Linked DNA regions of Homo sapiens: region 1 is linked to region 2. A link is a contact called in ENCODE Hi-C or POLR2A ChIA-PET data. All regions are on one chromosome and are shown on one strand. Each heading gives the region's core, a stretch centred on a gene start or an enhancer-like site at or near the end of the contact. The rest is flanking DNA. Distances are from core to core; before and after follow the strand shown. Region 1 holds the start of TAB3 (TGF-beta activated kinase 1 (MAP3K7) binding protein 3). Region 2 holds the start of GK-AS1 (GK antisense RNA 1).

Region 1 (4,918 bases), core at 18-2,517, 170 kb before region 2:
TTGGGAGGCCGAGGCGGGCAGATCACCTGAGGTCAGGAGTTCAAGACCAGCCTGGTCAACAGGAGAAACCCTGTCTCTACCAAAACTAATCAGCCGGGCATGGTGGCACACACCTGTAGTCGCAGCTACTCGGGAGGCTGAGGCACGAGAATCACTTGAACCTGGGAGGCTGAGGTTGGAGTGAGCCGAGATCACACCACTGCACTCCAGCCTAGGCAACAGAGTGAGACTCGGTCTCAAAAAAAAAAAAAGGAATTTCCTCTTTGATGTATTTTATATCCTCCCCCCATATCTGTCACTCCTCTCTGTACTCATTTCTATCATAGAACTTACTGTGCTAAAGTGTCGTCATTGTTTTTTCTCATTCATCTCCATCCCAGACCAATAGCTCCCTGAGATCACAGCATTTCCTCAGTAGCTGGCACATAGGAAACTGAACAACACACGTTTGAATGAATGAGCAAGAAAAAATAAAATAGGAAAAAGAATTATTAGTATCAGATGGCTCATGTAGCACTAAAAATGAAAGAGAAAGTTAGATGGTGATGTGGGAAACAGGAGGACTGTGGCTGCCAACTGTGAGGCCATCTGCAAGCACACAGCAAGAAGCTCTTGATTAATAATGTGAACCCATAACAGGATGAAGAAGGTGCAGCTGAGGCTTTGCACAGAATACTCGGTGACAAAACCCATAAGGACAAGCAAAGGGTTAGAAGACTCCCGGGGACGCAAAAAGTGTGTTGGCCATTCGGGCTCCTGAGGGATGACCAAGCCTTAAGGGACGCCTCTCACTTGGTGCCTGGTCCTGCCAAGCCCTTTACTGGGTTTCTTGACTGGGTTTCATTACCCCGCCCCGCGCCACTAGTGGAAACAGGTAAAACCTGGAGAACTAGGTCCTACTTTAGGGGCCGTTCCGGGCATGCGTCATTACCCGCGCACGCAGGCGCAGTAACTTCTTCGGTAACTGGTACTGCCCATTTCCGATATGGGAAGCGTTTGCTCAGGCTTCCCTAACTTATCACCTTTCCTTTGGGCCCCCGCCCTCCTGTTCCTGTGGGGGAAGCCTCGCGAGATCGCCCTGGGCAGTACCCGGCGGCGCCATCTTTGTGCCTGGCGAGCGACGGCGCCCGACGGAAGCCCTGAAGCCAGAGCTTGCTTGCCAAGCTCTCGCTCAGACCGGATCTAGGAAATACGAGGCGGGCCTCGGTGGGAGGGACGCACTGAGGGAGGAGGGAGGAAAGGGGGCGGCGGCGGCGGCGGCGGCTCACACCGGATCCCGGCCCTGCACGGCGCGTACCCTGGGGGTTCGGGCGGGGAAGCGGCGCCGGCCCGGACCCCCCGCGGGAGTAGGCGACGGGCGTGAGGGCGAGGCGGCGGCGGCGGCGGCCAGAGAGCAGCAGCCGCCTGGTGAGTGTCCGCGGGGAGGCCCGGCACCTGCCCGAGCAGGGACGTCGGGGGCGCCCCCGGGATCGTCCCAGTGACCCTGTGCCTGAGACGGTGGGCGTGTGCGCAACTGCGGCGTCCCGGGGACTCACCCCGGCCCGGGACTGCGGCTGACAGCGGGAACTGCGGGGCTGCCGGAGGTTTGCGCAGGGCCTGGCGCGTCCGCGCCCGCCCCAGACGCCCCGAGAGGCCGAGGGGAGAGGGAGTGGCTGGGGTGGGGTGTCGACTTGATTGGCCTTGGTCCCCCAAACGGAGGGGACGATGCCCTTCCTCGCCGGACCCTAGGCATTGCGGAGAGTGAGCCTCTGTGGACCGGCTTTAAGCCCCCAGGAAGGTGTTTGAGGATGAGGACTAGCAGCACCAGCGTGGGGGCCGTTGAGGGTGTTGAGAGATGTGAAGGTTAGTAGCAGTATAGTAAGAATTGTTGGAGAGGAGGTTTCCAGATGACTGTTGGTAGGTGTTGAGTAAGGAGAAAACACTGCTTTCCTTTAAAGATCGCACAAGCAGTCCTCTGAGGTCCAACAACAGATTAGAGTTATTCCCAGTTGGAGTTCTGTAGTTTACTACCGTGTGCCAGCTCATAAAGTGCGTAAAAGCAGGATTTGAAGGGTGAGGGACAGGTGAGGCATAAAGTAAGCTGCATAAAAAGATCCAAAGTTTGTTAATGTGTTAAAGTGTAAATCCTTCTGTTTCTACTGAAATGTAACTTATTTAAATTATTTAAGAAAACTTGCCACCTTTGGTCCAGACCGGGCTTGTCAGTTCGATGTGTTTCTTCAGTGACGTTTGTCAATCAGGCAGTCATTTTGGCATACAGTATATTTACTTCTGGTTTCTAAAAGAACAAGAATGAATGAGAAAAGGGAACAGTTTGGCAAACTGAGCTTTCTTTGCGCACTTTTTCATTTTGAAAGGATAAGAGAATTTACTTTTTTCTTTGCTTTAGTAATGATTTGCAGTAGTATACAAGAACACGTGGAAGAAGAAAGGGTTTTTTGAGATGAGAGTTTAATTTTGCACAGTGTTAAATTATAAAGGGCCTCATCACCCATGGTAAGTTTTGTGATGGTGTGTTTTATGAACACCGGAAGAATACAGGCACATACATATACATGCTTTTTAGTCAGTGTGTGATATGAATCTTTACAACCGTAGGGACAGCCCCCGCCCCCACTTGCTTACAACTGGCTTAATCAAGGGAAAGACTTCAGTGAAGGTAAATATTAAATATGTGATTTTCATCTTCACATCTGAAAGAACATAATCTGCATTCAGTCACCCTGAATTTTCATCCATATGTTTATTTGATGGAGTCTTCCCCTCAGTTATAGATACCACATTGTGTACAGTTTGTTGGAGCAAACAGAGCTAACGTCGATTATATTCAGGCACTGGAGATCCTCACAGCTACCCTATGCTAAAGATAATGTTATGCCGATTGCACAGAACAATACTAACCTCCAATATTCTTTGGCGACTTCGCTGAGGAGATTATATAGCTGGTAAATTGCAGAGCTAGAACTCAAACTCATGTAGGTCTGATTCTAGAGTGTGTGTTCTTTCACCATACTCTGCGTAAGTTTTTGTGCTGACTGATACAAATTTTATGAAAATGGAAATTTGTGTTACAAAGAAACCTTTCAGTTCTGTTGGTAATCTTGAAAGCTTTCAGTGTCCTTGGCTCCAGATAATCTCAAGGTTTTTTTTTCTTTTCAGATGCGTCCATTTTCTAGCCAGAGGTAACATTTGAGCTAGAAGTCTGCTGATCTGTAAAGAGATTCCTGATAGCTGGTAGTGACCTATCTGAAATTCAGATATTTTCAGTTACTTTGCCTCTTGTGTCAGCATGCCCAAGATACTTCAAAGAACAAATATTTTGTTTATTCTAGTCCTGAATAGTATTTCAAATTACATTATTACATGGCAACTATCTATAGGGGTTTGAATTTGCTTTATCAGCTTGGAGGTACACATACACATCCCTGCCTTCTCCAGCAAGTGGAGTACTTGACAGCTGACCCTGTTTTTCTTCTCTTTAATAATTTGATACAAAGGTTTTGGACCCTATTCATGATTTGCAGAAAAGACGGCAGCTCTTCTGGGATCCACCATAATCTGCTATGGGGCAAGGGAATGAAAGACCTTAACAGGTTCCCAGGCAGTATCTGAGGTGTTGATGAAACAGCAGGAACATCTTGCCAGTGGTCACTTTTATCTCCCACTGGTCTTTGCTGTTGCATTTCTTATGTGCTGCAGAGCCTGCTCAAGAGAAGGGCTCCACATCTGAATAGAGTTGAAGTGGAACAGCCACAGAAATCAGAAAAAAAGAGAAAAAGATACTAAATGTCTGGTAGTCATCCTCCACCAAGTCACTTAGTCAGGTTTAGCTGCCTAGTTAATTATCTCTGGCTGAAAGTTCTAGAAAAGTTTTGAAATTTGGGGTTTGCTGCTTCATCTTTTAAGAAGTACATTGTTTGGGGGCCTTCAGTTAAGTAGTCCTGTCTTCATGGAAACAGAAAAAGGAGTCTTGTGTTCCTCAGTACACATCAGTATGTGTGTGTATTATGTAGCTTTAGAGACTGTTTTAAGTAATCCCTTGGCATCTTGATGGGCAATCTGTGGTCTGAATAAGTTTTTAAATATAGTTATACTCCCAAGAAAGCGTTAAATAAAATATACTTCCTTACTTGTGAAAGTAATTACTCATGGTATTTGGGCTATTTATTAGGGCAAAAAAAAAAATCAACAAATGATAATGTAACTGAATGCTTACCAAGTAAATAAAGCCTTTCTGAAATGATTTATATTGCCACCGTATAAAGATAAAACACCAGGAAATTGCCTCATATCTACTTATAAGTTTATTTTCATACCTTCTATATGGTAAACCTCAAATTATTACCATGGCCACAAATATTTATTTCTCTAAAAGTGAAATGGACTTGATGAAATATTTGGAACTATCAAACTGAATTAATCCTAAATAAGAACATTTATTATAGTTTAATTCATGGACAGTTCTATTTGTCCAACTCTAACATCCTACTTCCCTCCCTGCTTCAAATTTCTCTACTTTCCATCCTCTCCTTCTGATGCTGTTCCTACCATTTACCTGGCACCCTTAGTTTTCCATTGACACTGAAGTCTTTGATAGGGTGGATGCTAACAAGGAAGGCACCAAAACTCCTCCAAGTCCCTTCTCCACCATCCCGTGCTCTAGGAGGTCAAGAGGGATGCGGATAAGATCTCTTACCCCACCCTGTTCTTTCTTGAAAAGGAGGATGAGAATAGCCAAGAGTGAGGGAGGCACTGTCAAGACCCTCCAATGGTTTCTCCTCTTCTTCCCTCTCCTTAAACACCAAGGAGGAAAGTTGGTAAAAGCCCACGTGCTGCAGGAACAGGCACTGTACACTCATCCTCTTCAGCAGGCCGCCATCTTCGCACTGTTTCCTCACTCCTTTCAGCTGCCATCCCC
Region 2 (4,817 bases), core at 1,819-4,318:
TCATTCACATTTATTCAGTAAAGCCCAATATGCTTGGCAGCCGAATCTGCAATGATAACATTTACTATTTTACTTGGTTCCTTAACTTTTAACTAAACAGAAAAACAAAACTCCCGTGCACTAAGGTCGTTTTCACAGTATATCACTGAACATTTCATTCTTTAAATGTACCCTCCGCATTAATCTGAGGTTCAAACCGCTCCATCGTGACGGCAGACAAATCCTCGGGTTCGAGACTCCATACGCCGACTCCTTCTGCAGCCCCTGCCGCCATAGCCGCACCCAGTGCAGTGGTTTCGGGCATTGAGGGCTTCACTGAGGAGAGAGAGTTCCATCAATATCTTTGTGGTTACATATGCCCAAAGAACTAGTTATTCCACAAGAAACATTACTCTGGGAGTTTAAAGGAATGAAGACTTACTAACCTACTGGTATATACAGAATGTCTGCTTGTAGCTGCATAAGAATTTTGTTGCTGGTCATTCCTCCATCTACCTGCAAATGACTGAGTGGAATTCCACAGTCTCGATTCATGGCATCCAAAATCTTAAATAAACCAGTGCAATTAATGTTATAAATCTATTTCATAGTAACATCTCTGAAAATGGCAATCCTCCACTCAGAAACTCTCAAGAGCTTCCAAGAGCCTATGGAATAAATTGAGACTTCTTATTCTGGTCTTCTAAGCCCTCTTTGATCTGGTCACAGCCAACCTTTTCTCTCACTACACCTCTGCATTCACCTTGATATTCAGCTAAGCTATACAACTCTATTTTGCACCCTGTTTTTCTGCCTTGATGCCTATGTTTGTGCTGTTTCCTTTGCCTAATGTGTGCCACTCAGCCTCCCCACAACCATAAAATTCCCAGTGCCTGACAGGGAACAGGAACTTAGAAGGTAATGACAGCTGGAAAAAGGGGGAAAACCCTGCTTATATTTAGATTAGTATTTAGGCAGCCTTAATATTTGATTAACTACATTTTCAGTACTGAATAAATCTCGGGTGTTAACATATAACTTAAGAGTGATAAAAGTGAACTAAGTACAAGAAAACAGGCCCATATTTGTTACCTCTCGAGTTTGGAAACAAACAGCTTCTAATGCAGCAAAAGCAATATGGCATTTATTGGTGAACTGAGTGAGTCCACAGATTATCCTAAAAATACGCACAAAGATTTTCAGATTAGAATGATATAAACCAATCAATTTGAAATATCTCAAATATGAAAAGGTCAAATTTGGTAGACAGAAATGTCCAGGAAGAGAAAATTGGACATAATCATTAAGTAACTCAGAAAGTCCTTATATTTCACAATTCTGCATTCATGTATGAAAAAATTCATGACACATTTGAAAAGATGATGGCATCATAAAACTGAATCAGTATTCATTATGATGATGTCCCTTCACTATACAACTTACAGACATCATGAAGATAAAAGATAACATGAATACGGATATGGCAGGGGTTATTGTCAGCTGATTCATAACTTCTTGGAGCTTAAAGTTTCTGAAATTATATTCTCCAAAAAGAAAAGGTTTTCTCAACACATTATAATTATTTGAAAATAGATAAGAAACTAATAAGTTATTAACGACTTTGGTAAATAAATCAAGATCCCCAAAAGCACTCCATATTTTCAATACTTACCCTCTTGCGCTGGGCTCCCAATAAGGTGCATATAACCCCGAAAATGCTGGGACGAAGTAGCAGCCATAAGAAGTACCTACTTCTTTAGCAAGTTTTTCTAACATTAAAAACAAAACAAAACAAAAATCACACAAATATTGTGTATTATTATATAAGCATACCTATTTTAAAAATTAGAAAAATTAGGACAGGGGTTTTGGTTTCCAATTCATTGGTAGAGCAAAATGTTGCTAACTACAGTAGTATGCTAGGATCAACAGAAATGAGTTTCTCTCACATTAAATACCCCCCACTAAAATGTAGCCTAGCTCAAGAAATCAAGGAACCAGATTCATTTATTTAAGGTATTTTAGCTCATTTCCACTATTTTTAAGGTTGCTGACTAGGAGATGAAAAAGTGGCCTCTAGTGTGTCCCTAATCAGAAATGTATTTCTGATTGTCTCACCTTCAGGCAAAGTTAAGCAAGTGGATGAAAGAGTGAGTAGGTAAGTTCAAACTAATTATCTATAGACTGAAAACAGCCGTATTAATACTTAAATTATAGGTACCAGAGTTTTAATGCTCACTCTAATCTAAGAGTTAAAGCTCTTTCTCATCAGATAAATTTAACTCAACTTCTCTATCTGCAGGTTCTGGCAATCTCCAGTGTTCAATTTTACACTTGGGTAATTTTTATGCCCTACATTGCCAGTTTATTAACAACCACCACTAATTATGTCAATTCCTTGTTTTATAAATCTTCACAAGATAGTCTTTTGCATAAGTCAAACTCATAATAGGGATCCATATAATTTATGGATCACATTTGGGGCAAAGCATAAGTATTTACTTTGCAGAGATAAAATACTGAAATGTGTCATTTTTCAGATTTTCTAACCTTTTGTTAGAACACACTCACCAATTTCTTCTGAGGTCTTTATAATTCCAAGATTGTCTCTTAGCCAGCGAATAACAGCACCAGCTATAGCTACAGAACCCTAAAGAAAAAAAGGAATTCAAGACAGAATATATTTTATCACTATCCAAGGTTTTTATTGAGCATATTCTGTGTATGACACAATCAGATGGACAGAATTCAGTTTCCATTTTGAGACTCCGACAAATATGTAAACTAGGTCTTCTAATACAAACATAGTTTTATCTAAGTCACTAATAAAAGTTTTTCACGGGATGAGGAAAAGAAGTGAGCTTTCCAGCACACCCTTGGATTTGTCCCCATAGGTGGACATTGATCTTTGATCAGTTTGCTTCTTGAACAATTTTCTGTCTGTTGCTAAGCTACTGAGGTATGTTATCACTTAGAAATATATTGCCATATTGTTCATAAAATTATTGGGAGAGGCCACATTAAAAGTTTTTTCAAGTCTGTTTCCCATATCTAACAGTATAGTAAATCAAGAAAACAAAAAGCAAAGAAGCTAGCTAGTAAGTAATTTTTCTTTAAAACAAAATCACCTAGAGCTGTGGCAATAACAATAAAAACATATTTCAGAGTTGGATAAACTGGCTTTGAGTCCCAGTTCTAGTACTTAATTGCTGTGTAATCTTAGTAACTAATCTAAGTAACTTAGTAAGTTAATCTTAGCAAGTTCATCTAAGTAACTTGCCTAAGTTACTTAGGCTTTCTGAGCCTCCATTTCTTCACCTATAAAATGATGACTATGACAACACTTACCTAAACAAATTACTGTGAGGCTCAATATGAGAATATATGTGAAGGTTCTTACTAAATGTAAATATTGACTTCATTAATTTCTTTAATGTTAAAAAAGTATCAGCCAAATATCACTGACTGATGAATAGATAAAACGCAGTATGTCTACACAATGGAGTATTATTGGACTATGAAAAGGAATGATGTCTTAATACATGCTACAACATGGATGAGCATTGAAAACATTATGCAAAGTGAAAGAAGCCAGGCACAGAAGACGATATATTGTACGATCCCATTCATATGAAATGTCCAGAACAGACAAATCCATAGAGACAGAAAGTAGATTAGTGGTTGCCTGGGCTGGGGGATAGGGGGTGGTTATGGGGTTTCTTTTTGGGGTGGTGACAATGTTCTAAAGTTAGATTGTGGTGATGGTTGTAAAAATCTGTAAATATAGTATTACTATAAACCATTGAACTGTATATTTGAAAAGGGTAAATTGTGTGGAATATGAACTATATCTCAATAAAGCTATTATAAAAAGATCCTGAAGGCAAAAAAAAAAAGAAGTATCAGCACGAACCATTAGGAATACCAAGAAATTTTTTTTAGCTCTGATAGTTCATTCATATAGATTATTAATGTAAATTACTTCCACAGAGTCACTCCAAACCAAACGTCAGGTAATATTAAATGTAGGGACCTGTCCTCAGTTCTATTAACTGAATTACAAATGGTCATGCCTTCTTGTTGTCAGTTGTCAAAATGTAAGTAAACTAGAGAATGAATATGCTGGTATATTCCATCATTCATAGCTTCTATGAGAAGTTACTATGTTACTGCAAAGCTACAGAATGCCACAATTGTTCTGTTTATACATTTTTATATATGTAGACATACATACAGTACTCTGTATCATTACATATATAAAATGGCTTTTTAACCACAGGAAGTATTTGAGGAACAGATCTGGCATAGCTGTGCAAATATGACAAGGCTTTAAAAATGGGACAAAAACAATTCAAGAAATACCTTACAAGGGACTCTAACACAGCTCATTCCCTGCCTAAAATAAGTTGTTGTATTAAGTTTGACACATTTACATATTTAGGTACTTAGTGGGATCATTCAAGAGAACTAAGTAAAATTTTGGTTTAAAGAGATTTAAGATTCAAATTTCCTTTGGAAACAGACAATTCAGAGATAGCAGCTGCCAAATACTAGTAAATATGTAAGAGTTTCTAGACCAGTGCTGTCCAACAGAAATATAAAGTGAGTCACATATGTAATTTATATTTTTGCCACATTAAAAAGGTAAAAGGAAGGTAAAATTAATATTTTATTTAACCCAATGTATTAAAAAAAATTTCAACATGAAATCAATATTAAATTATTGAGATTTTTTTTTGTACTATCTTTGAAATCTGGTATATACTTTACACTTACAGCACATCTCAATTCAGACTAGCCACATTTCCAGTGCTCAATAGCTGCATGTGGCCATGGCT

The links. Hi-C counts contacts between places; a loop is a spot of excess contacts on that map. ChIA-PET counts read pairs that join two places held with the same protein, here RNA polymerase II (POLR2A). Pooled maps may share reads with other maps.
Region 1: a map with no recorded cell type shows a loop between it and region 2 (2.9-fold over the local background). The contact joins the promoter of TAB3 here to the promoter of GK-AS1 in region 2. A Hi-C loop is called at or near these places in 1 of 168 maps with a recorded cell type or tissue (naive thymus-derived CD4-positive, alpha-beta T cell), 10 of 37 single-sample maps with no recorded cell type and 13 of 50 pooled maps. POLR2A ChIA-PET finds 5 or more read pairs at or near these places in 5 of 52 experiments (GM12878, OCI-LY7, activated B cell and 1 more).

What each region holds. Positions count from the first base shown.
Region 1 is chrX:30,885,603-30,890,520 of GRCh38, reverse strand. It overlaps TAB3 (TGF-beta activated kinase 1 (MAP3K7) binding protein 3), which reads left to right and starts at 1,267. Exons shown (of 11, transcript NM_152787.5): 1 at 1,267-1,407. RefSeq lists an enhancer at 892-1,061 and a silencer at 1,222-1,611.
Region 2 is chrX:30,716,350-30,721,166 of GRCh38, reverse strand. GK-AS1 (GK antisense RNA 1) reads left to right here and starts at 3,068. Exons shown (of 1, transcript NR_046603.1): 1 at 3,068-4,817. It overlaps GK (glycerol kinase), which reads right to left. Exons shown (of 21, transcript NM_001205019.2): 14 at 2,551-2,629; 15 at 1,652-1,748; 16 at 1,072-1,156; 17 at 426-546; 18 at 172-315.